2 separate regions of the Homo sapiens genome follow, and region 1 is linked to region 2. Evidence: chromatin contacts called from ENCODE Hi-C or POLR2A ChIA-PET data. All regions are on one chromosome and are shown on one strand. Each heading gives the region's core, a stretch centred on a gene start or an enhancer-like site at or near the end of the contact. The rest is flanking DNA. Distances are from core to core; before and after follow the strand shown.

Region 1 (4,808 bases), core at 621-3,120, 150 kb before region 2:
TTTAAACTTCCAACTTTTTCTTTCCCAAAAGAAAGAGAACTTTGAAATGTGAAACTTAGAAATCTTCCACATGTACCTTTTCTGTTTCTAAGGAGTAAAAATAGAGACTTAAGAAGCTTCAGGGGTGGAAGACGACCACTGAGGGAACATAAACAGCTTTGGAAAATGCTAATACATACTCTGAGAGAAATGGGCAAAGACATTTTACATAGAAAACAAAAATAGCTATGGAGAAGAGAGGGGCTGAGGTTAAGTAATAGCTCAGGGGCAGCCTCAGAGCAGCTGGTCCTTGTTATAATTCCTCCTTTAACTGAAATCTGGAAAAATCTACATTTTCCTCCATAAAATGTACGTATAGTCAAGGAATAGTCTAATGCAAAACTGATCTTTGCTTTGGAAAAAAATTTTATTAAAAAACATAAATATTGCCCGGGAGGCTGAGGCAGGAGAATTGCTTGAACCCAGGAGGCGGAGGTTGCAGTGAGCCGAGATTGCACCACTGCACTCCAGCCTGGGCAACAGAGCGAGACTCTGTCTTAAATAAATAAATAAATAAATATTCTCAATAGTCTGGGAACATAAAGAAAAGAATTATAAATATAACTCAACAAAATGTGTCCCACATTCCTAACGAAGTTCTTCACAGAAAGATGCCAACTTGAGTATGATTTCACACAAGGTCCAAAGACCCCTTGATCTGAGCCTTGATAAACAGTGGTGGCAGGAGAAGTAAAGAGTTCAAGGAAAGAGGAAAATCTGGCCTGGCAATCATTTTAGAAATGGGAGCCACGGAATATTTTAAAAGAAGAGGCGGTGGCTCACACCTGTAATCCCAGCACTTTGAGAGGCTGAGACAGGCAGATCACCTGAGGTCAGGAGTTTGAGACGAGCCTGACCAACATGGCAAAACCCTGTCTCTACTTAAAAAAATACGAAAATTAGCAGGGCGTGGTGATGGGTGCCTGTAATCCCAACTACTTGGGAGGCTGGGGCAGGAGAATCACTTGAACCCAGGAGGCAGAGGTTGCAGTGAGCCGAGATCACGTCACTGCACTCCAGCCTGAGCGACAGAGCACGACTCTGTCTCAAACACACAAACAAACAAAAAAACCCGTCTCTACTAAAAATACAAAAAATCAGCCGGGCATGGTGGCAGGCACCTGTAATCTCAGCTACTCGAGAGGCTGAGGCAGGAGAATTGCTTGAACCCTGGAGGCGGAGGCTGCAGTGAGCCGATATCGTGCCACTACACTCCAGCCTGGGCGACAGTGCGAGACTGTCTCAAAAGAAAAAAAAAAAAAAACAACAAGAAGACCATAAAGGCCCATAACATAAACTTCTTTGCTGTTGATAAAGGATTTCATCAATTAGTTTCACCCCTATCAGTTTCTGGCTTCTCTGTTCTCGTTTCACAGAAAACCCAAACCTGCTAAAAAGAAATGCACATATGTGGGGAACACTTTTGCATGTGTGAATCCCTAAAGTAGTGCAGTAGGGGGGCCTGGAAGATGTCTTTTGGCTGAGTGAGAACTGCCTGACAGTGTGGACCCTCTCAGTCTCCAAAATGTGGTTCTATAGTATTCTCACCAAGGTGTCAGCAGTTTCTCAATACTAAGCCACTTCTCAGTAAGGAATGCCTTCATGACCTAAGAGGGTGAAGCAGGGGCTCTGGGAATACTTCCAAATGATTACTGCTCTTTAAAATTAAAGGAGAAAAATCTAGTGTAATGGTCAAGTTCATTTTGTACCTACACTCTGAAAGCTTACTAGTTTTCCAAAGTGGCCTTTAATCTCTAAAGGGCAGTGTCTTTGATACAGCAGAAATTGTTTATGTCAAGCAGAACGCAATGTCCCTGGAACCGTGCCCCAAAACACTTAAGTGACTTTGAGAAACTACATCTTCAATCTACTAATGTTCACAATAACAGGAGACTATTGCCAGGAGATGGCAGTTTATGGCTCCCACATAATTCTTTATTGTTGGTCCTATAAGATAAGCTAAGTTTATAGTAAGCAAAATAGCATTTCCTGATTGGCACGTTGGAGAGTTTGATCTCTCTGTACTTTTATATTTGAGTTAAGCAAAAGGAAGTGAGTGTTATTAGAGTATCATAAGTCACTGGGGAAGCTGCCAAATAGCCTTCTTTAATCATCTGGAAAATAAAAGAGTTATCTTCCAGATTAATTTAGAAACATGCCTGTACAGCTTATATGAATACCTTGAGACCCTTCTAGTCCCATTGTTTTGTGACAAAGCCTGTAAGATGAATCTTTTGATGATTTCTTTTCTATAGTTTATAACAATGCTTTAAATTTTAAAATCATCTAAGAAGAGACCCATTAAATAGGATGGTAGTTTTGTGTTGTATTAATAGTTTACAAAAGCATTATCTTCCTCTTTCCAAATGCAGGTATCCAAGCTCTCTTCAAACATACATAGCTTCACTCTATCTAGAAAAAGCCTTCATACCCTACATGGAGACGTCTGTCCTTTTCATTTGTCATCCTCTTTGCATTCTTTTAACAGTCCCACTCAAATGATGCCCCCATTGCCTTCATATCCTTCTGTTTTCTAAAATCTGACTTGTATCCTCAAAAGTCCGTGGATGCCCTTTTCTCTATGGTCACCAATGAGCTCCTTTTAGCCAGATATGAAGGGATGTATCCATCCCATTAGCACTTGGCTGCATCTGACACCACCCCATCAGATAGTGCTAGTTGTCCCAAGCCTCAGCCTAGTTCCCCAAGACCCCTCCTTCTATGATCCACTGAATCCCCCAGAGTCTGATCCTTAGCCTTTTCCTTTCCTTCTGCCCACCCCTTTCCCATTTCCCTGGGGAACTCATCCACCCTCAAATTTGTTATTATATTGGCACAGTCTTATGGTTTACATTTTTCATGCCTCTGCTCCATGTTTATGAATACCAAATTATCTATAACCTCTCACACCATTTCAAGGGCTGGCAGCACATTCCTATGTGTTTGCTTATGACCTGACACTTCATATTCTCAGCCTCTGTCTCAAGACTTGTACAGCTACCAATGCAATGGGCGCCTGAATTGTGTAGTCCTATCTCTGGAAAAATAGAACCATTAAACTCAGATATAAATGATGCCATACCATCAATAATGAAGGGTTTTATTTGTTTTTTTTGACAGGATCTTTCTCTGTCACCCAGGCTGGAGTGTAGTGTTGTGATCACAGCTCACTGCAGTCTCAAACTCTCAGGTTTAAGTGATTCTCCAGCCTCAGCCTCCCAAGTAAGCTGGGACTATAGGTGTGTGCCACTATGCATGGCTAATTTTTGTATTTTTATTTATTTATTTATTTATTTATTTATGTTGTAGAGATGGGGCCTCACTTTATTGCTCAGGCTGGTCTTGAACTCCTGGGCTCAAGTGATCCTCCTGTCTTGGCCTCCCAAACTGCTGGGATTACAGGCATGACCCACTGTGCCTGGCCCCAACAGTGAAGGGTTTTAAAAGAAATTTATGTCATCTTCTCCAAGGGATTCTAGTTATATACAGAAATTACAAACAAAACAGTTAAGATAGAAACAATAATGAGTTCTTCTGGCGGCTTTTGTGTAATTAAAGATAATTGACAGAGTTTTTTAAAAAAATAGTTTTCCTCTTTCACAGATGCCATTAACTCAGGAGAAACAGGAAGTGTGAAAAAAGATGAAAATATCACATTGTGAGGACAAATAGCTATTTAACAGCTTTATTAACATATCATTCACATATCCTATAATTCATCCATTTATAGTGTACAATTCAATGGTCTTTGGTATATTCACAGAGCATGCAACCATCATCACATCTCATTTTAGAACATTTTCTTTACCCTGAGAAGAAGCCCTTAATTATTAGTAGTCACTCTTCTTTCTCTGACACTGCATTTTGAAGAACTGCCAAACTATTTTCCAAAGTGGCTGCACCATTTTACATTTCTACCAGCAATGGGTGAGGTTTCCAATGTCGCCCCATCCTGCACAACACTTATTAATGTCTGCCTTTTTTATTACAGCCATCCTGTTGGGTGTGAAGGGATATCTCATTGTGGTTTTGACTTGCATTTCCCTAATAACTAATAACATTGATCATCTTTTCAGATGCTTATTGATCATGTGCATATCTTTTTTTTGGCAAAGTATCTATTCAAGTCCTTTGTCCATTTTTGAATTGGGTTGTTTGTCTTTTTATTATTGAGTTGTTAGAGTTCTTTATATGTTCGGAATACAAGTCCTTTATCAGATATATGATTTGCAAATATTTTCTCCCATTCTATGGATTGTCTTTTCAGTTTCTTGATGGTATACAAATGACAACACTTCAAAAACTTTTTTTGATGAAGACCAATTTATCTATTTTTTCTTCTGTTGCTTGTGCTTTCAGTATCATCAAATAAATCACTGCCTAACTCACAGAGATTTATTATTTTTTCTTCCAGGAGTTTTATATTTTTAGCTCTTATAGTTAGGTCTAAAATGAGTTAATGTTTGTGTATAGTGTGAGAAGAAGTCCAGCTTCATTCTTTTGCATGTGGATATCCAGTCGTTCCAACAACATTTGTTGAAATAACTTATTTTACTTTTTGCACTGAGTTGTCTTGCTACCCTTGACAAAAATCAATTGGGCATAAATGTAAGGGTTTATTTCTGAAATCACAGTTCTACTCCATTTACCTATATGTTTATCCTTATAGAAGTACACATTGTTTTTATACAAGTACACATTGTTTTAGCACACTAGCTTCATAGTAATTTTTGAAATCAGGAAGTGTGGGTCCTTCAAATTTGTTCTTC
Region 2 (4,787 bases), core at 2,033-4,532:
GCACACTCACATTATGGAGGGAAAGTCCACCAATTTAAATGTTAATCTCATCCAAAAACACCTTCAGAGAAACATCCAGAATAATGTCTGACTGAATATCCCGGCATTGTTTGCCCAGCCAAGTTGACATGTAAAATTAACCATCACAATCTTTCTTTGCCCACTGCCTTTCTTCGCTCACTGCCTTTCTTCATGCTCCTCTTGAGCAATGCTGGCTGCCAGAGCTGTATCTCAAGCCTTTCTTTAGAGCCTCTGTATTGCAGACTTGTCTATCCCACTGGTATTTCAAATTCACTATGGCCAAGATGTCTGATTTTTTTTCTCATCACCTGCCTACCCATAACCCCCCCCCCTTTTTTTTTTTTTTTTGGTATTCAGGACCACAGTCAATGGTATTCTTATCCAATTCATCATGTAAGGCAGTAACCTGAGAGGATCTTCAATGCTTTCATCACCTTCCCTTCCCCCATGTCCTCCTCCCCAGTGCCCTCATTACCAAAGGAAGATGTTTTAAGTACAGCAACACTTGCCTAAGAAATACCAAAACTAAATGTTGTGCGTCATTGCAACTGTCTGTAAACAGATGAAGTATTTTTGTTTTCAAAAAACTAAAACCACACTGTTTGAGTGCCCCTGGTAAGCCAAACACTGACTGGACCTAACTGATGATGCTTTCCTCACCAATGAATAATAGGAATTGAGTAAACCAACCTTGTCAGACCTATGGATTCATTCTATGTTAGCCAGAGTGCTAGTTTTTAATCCTCAATTAGTATAACCACTATGAAACCTGCTGCCTGGTATTTAAAAACTATTTTTTTCTCTCAGTGAAGAAATCAGTGCATTTCTTCAAAGGCATGCTTTCCTTTGCCTAGGAAGTTAATCGACTAAATGTCTTAGTCCATTTTGTGTTACTAGAACAGAATACCTGAGACTGGACAATTTATAAACAAAATAAATTTGGCTCATGGTTCTGGAGGCTGGGAAGTCCAAGATTCAGGGTCCGCCTGTGGTGAAATCCTTCATGTTGCATCATCCCATGGTGGAAGGCATCACATGGTGAGAGAAGGTGAGAGTGCACAAGGTACAGCGAGAAAAAGAGGGCCAAACTCTTGGGCTAACTAGTCCACCCCTGTGATAATGGCATTAATCTATTCATGAGGAAAAAGTCCTCATGACCTAATCACCTCTTAAAGGTCTTACCTCTTTTTTTTGAGATGGAGTTTCACTCTTGTTGCCCATGCTGGAGTGCAATGGTGCAATCTTGGCTCACCGCAACCTCTGCCTCTCGGGTTCAAGAGATTCTCCTGCCTCAGCCTCCTGAGTAGCTGGGATTACAGGCATGCACCACTATGCCTGGCTAATTTTGTATTTTTTTAGTAGAAACGGGATTTCTCCATGTTGGTCAGCCTGGTCCTGAACTCCCGACCTCAGGTGATCCGCCTGCCTCAGCCTCCCAAAGTCCTAGGATTACAGGTGTGATCCACCGCACCCAGCCAAAGGTCTTACCTCTTAAAGGTCCTATCTTTTAATACTGTTGCAATGACAGTTAAATTTCAACATGAGTTTTAGAGGAAACATTCAAACCATAGCACCCAATTTTGTAATTTTTAAACCTCTGGTGGTTTTATTTTATTCCTTGACATCCCTAATATTTGAATATCCAGGTCTATTGATGTTTTACCTTCTAAATATTTATCATATGCATTCCAAGTACCGTGAATCTGGTTCAACATGGACACATAGAGGGGAACTACACACACTGGGGCCTATTGGAGGATGGAAGGTGGGAGGAGGAAGAGTATCAGGAAAAATAACTAATGGATACTAGGCTTAATACCTGGCTGATGAAATAATGTGTACAACAAACCCCATGACACATATTTACCTATGTAACAAACCTGCACATTGTGCATATGTACCCCTGAACTTAAAACTTAAAAAAAAAAAATCTGGTTCAAATTGCCATGTCTTTAGGTTGTGGTAAATTTTTCCTAACTGGTTTCCATGTTGCTAACTTTATGCCTTAACTACTGTCTTAAATCTCTATGTTGGGTAGAAATTATATTCAAGATTCTAAACCACTTAACTAATCGGTGCCCTTTAAGAACTGCCTTTATTCCTCAGACATAAGTTTAAGATGCTAGGTGCCAGATCAAGAGAACCTCGTGTCTCATATTAACTCCTTGTCACCTTTAACTGAACTGCCACGTCTAGTCTTATAACTTATTTTCTGGTGGTACTGAATTACTCATAGTCCTCTGTGAAAACATGCCACAGCCTTCATGTAAACCACTCCTTGCTATTCCTTGTTTTATATGAGCTTAGTTGTAGAGGATGAATATAATTTAGCCAGGTGTTGTGTCAGGCAGGATCCCAACAGGAAACAGATGGCATACACGAATTAGGATCATTTAAGGAGGGTTTATTTACAAAGGGTTTAATTAAAGCATAGGTGGGGTGAAGAGGACTACAAGAGAGTGCAGGAACCCAAGACTAGAAGCAGCTACTACTACCACTAGGCTAGAAGAGATGAGGGGAAGGAAAGGTTGCTGGAAACTAGAATGAGAGAGAATCCTGTAGAGCAGGCCCATTGAGAGGAACAGATCTTCCGCAACAGGGCCAGGCCAAGGCAACATCACAGGAGGGAGTCCTGGGAATAAAAGCCTGAGCACATTTACCTATTTCCTTGTCATCTTGCCAACATTTTCACAGGTGCCTTTATCTTCTGGCTTCCAATCTATACAGATCAGCATCTCTGGACAGGGAGAGGTAAGGAAAAGGGTAGAAAAAGTAGATCTGGAGGGGAAAGGAAAATACCCAACGTGGGCTCATTCCAAAAACCTTGGGCCTTGATCTTTTGTTTTTCCTCATGTAAGCGCATATATTTAATCTCTCTTACTAGACTATGTCTCAAGGAAAGAGATTGCTTTACCCAGCTTTGGGTCCACAGAGCCCCAAACATAGGAAGTTTCATTGAGTTTAACTGGCCAGGTTCACCTATATCTTTTCCTATCCTTCCCTTGCCTTTGGAAGCACCCTTTCTTGAATTATTGCCTCTTGATTACCTTGTGCTTGGTGTGTCTCTCTTGGCCCCAGGCATGGTGTTACTACACTAGGCTTCATCTTGAATTGAGGTGGGGACCCTGGCAATCAAAGCCAACTTCTGCCAGATGCCCAGGAGAGTGAAGAGAAGAAAGCAGAAGGTCTTTTCCACGAGGTGGTCTTTTGCTGCCACCTTCTGGCATCCTTTCACTACACCCCAGATTCTCAGGAAATTGAATCAAGTCACACCTCCCCAGGGGAGGTGGGCCCAGGGGGAGTGAAAGAAGCAGACCTTACTCAAAGACAAGAAGGCTCAGCTGGCCCTGGTCTCCTGTTGGTTAGAGGGCAGCAAAAGCTAGCATTTCAAGAAGCAATAAAATACAATTTTTCTAGTCTTTAGATGCCGAAACCTAAACTTTGGTTTCATCCTCTTACTACAGCTCTAATTCAAAAAAAAAAAAAAAAAAAAAGAAATGCCAGCGACAGCCACCTCTTTGCCTCTCCACCAACTTCTGTACAACTGCCAGCACAGATATGGAGATATCCTACTTCTCTGCCATGCTTGGAGTGGTTGCCCAAAGGGCAGGAACTGACTTATAGGTTTTTAATTTTTTTATGTGTGGTTATATATATATATATAAACATAAAGCCATTGTAACTATTTTTAAGTGTGTAATTCAGTAGCATTAAGTACATTCACATTGTTGTGCAACCATTGCCACCATCCATCTCTAGAACTTCCTTATCATCCTAAACAGAAAATCTCTACCCATTAAACAATAACTCCTCATTCTTCCTACCCCCAGCTCCAGTAAACTCTATTCTACTTTCTGTCTTTATGAATTTGCCTATTCTAGGTACTATATAGAAGTGGGATTATACAATATTTGTCCTTTTATGACTGGCTTATTTCACTTAGTATAATGTCCTCAAGATTCATCAATGTTGTAGCATGTATCAGAATTTCATTCCTTTTTATAGCTGAGTAATATTCCATTGTATGTATATAAATGTGCAGAAAATATTGAAGGATACAATAAATAGCAAAAAATAAATGGTATAAAAATGTTAGAGAGATTAAGAAATTTTAATAACTGAAATTGCAGTTATAGTTAAACTTCCTTTATTCCCCTTCCCAATCCTATTCTCCCTCCTCCCTCCCTAAAGGTAATCACTACCCTGAAGTTGATGGGTTTCTTCCCATTTTATATTTTTATATTATATGTTTAGTTTTCCAAAACAATATATAGTATTCTCTTGTGTTTTTATATTCAATAAATAGCATACTCTATGTGACATTCTGAAGTTTCCATGTCTCACTGTTGTTTTCAAGATTTATCCATGTTGATGCATGTGGTTCTAGTGCATTTCATTTTACTGTTTTATCCTTTTAAGTATGTGCATGTGACATATTAGCCATCATCCTATTGCTGAACATTTAGGATGTTTCCAGGTTTTTTTTTTTTTTGCTGTTACAAATAATGCTGCCATGTATTATTTGTATCCTTACCACATTTCTTTGAGCACAGGCTTTTCCTGGGGTCTGGAATACATACCCTGAACTAGAATTGCTGAGCTACAGGCCATGCACATCATCACTTTTACCAGATTCTGCTAAATGTCTATTGGTACAGCAAAATAGCACTTCAAATTTGGACAGCAGTGTTTGAAAGTCCCAATTTTTCCATACTCATCTCCAATTAGTATTATCAGTCTTTTTACTATTTCTCAGTCTGTTGGAT

What was found. A loop is a pair of places that touch in the nucleus more often than their neighbours do. ChIA-PET counts read pairs that join two places held with the same protein, here RNA polymerase II (POLR2A). Pooled maps may share reads with other maps.
Region 1: a loop to region 2 is called in a pooled map, with 4 times the contacts of the local background. The contact joins two enhancer-like sites. A Hi-C loop is called at or near these places in 1 of 168 maps with a recorded cell type or tissue (Caco-2) and 4 of 50 pooled maps. POLR2A ChIA-PET finds 5 or more read pairs at or near these places in 1 of 52 experiments (MCF 10A).

The regions. Positions count from the first base shown.
Region 1 is chrX:43,705,158-43,709,965 of GRCh38, reverse strand. All of the region lies in intron 3 of MAOA (monoamine oxidase A), which reads right to left. Among named protein-coding and RNA genes, the nearest start is that of MAOA, 51 kb to the right of the region's middle. Within about 2 kb of position 1,870, at least 13 of the 41 ENCODE cell types and tissues checked have a DNase peak (open chromatin) inside an H3K27ac peak, as active enhancers do.
Region 2 is chrX:43,558,311-43,563,097 of GRCh38, reverse strand. No RefSeq gene overlaps it. Among named protein-coding and RNA genes, the nearest start is that of MAOA, 96 kb to the left of the region's middle. Within about 2 kb of position 3,282, at least 3 of the 41 ENCODE cell types and tissues checked have a DNase peak (open chromatin) inside an H3K27ac peak, as active enhancers do.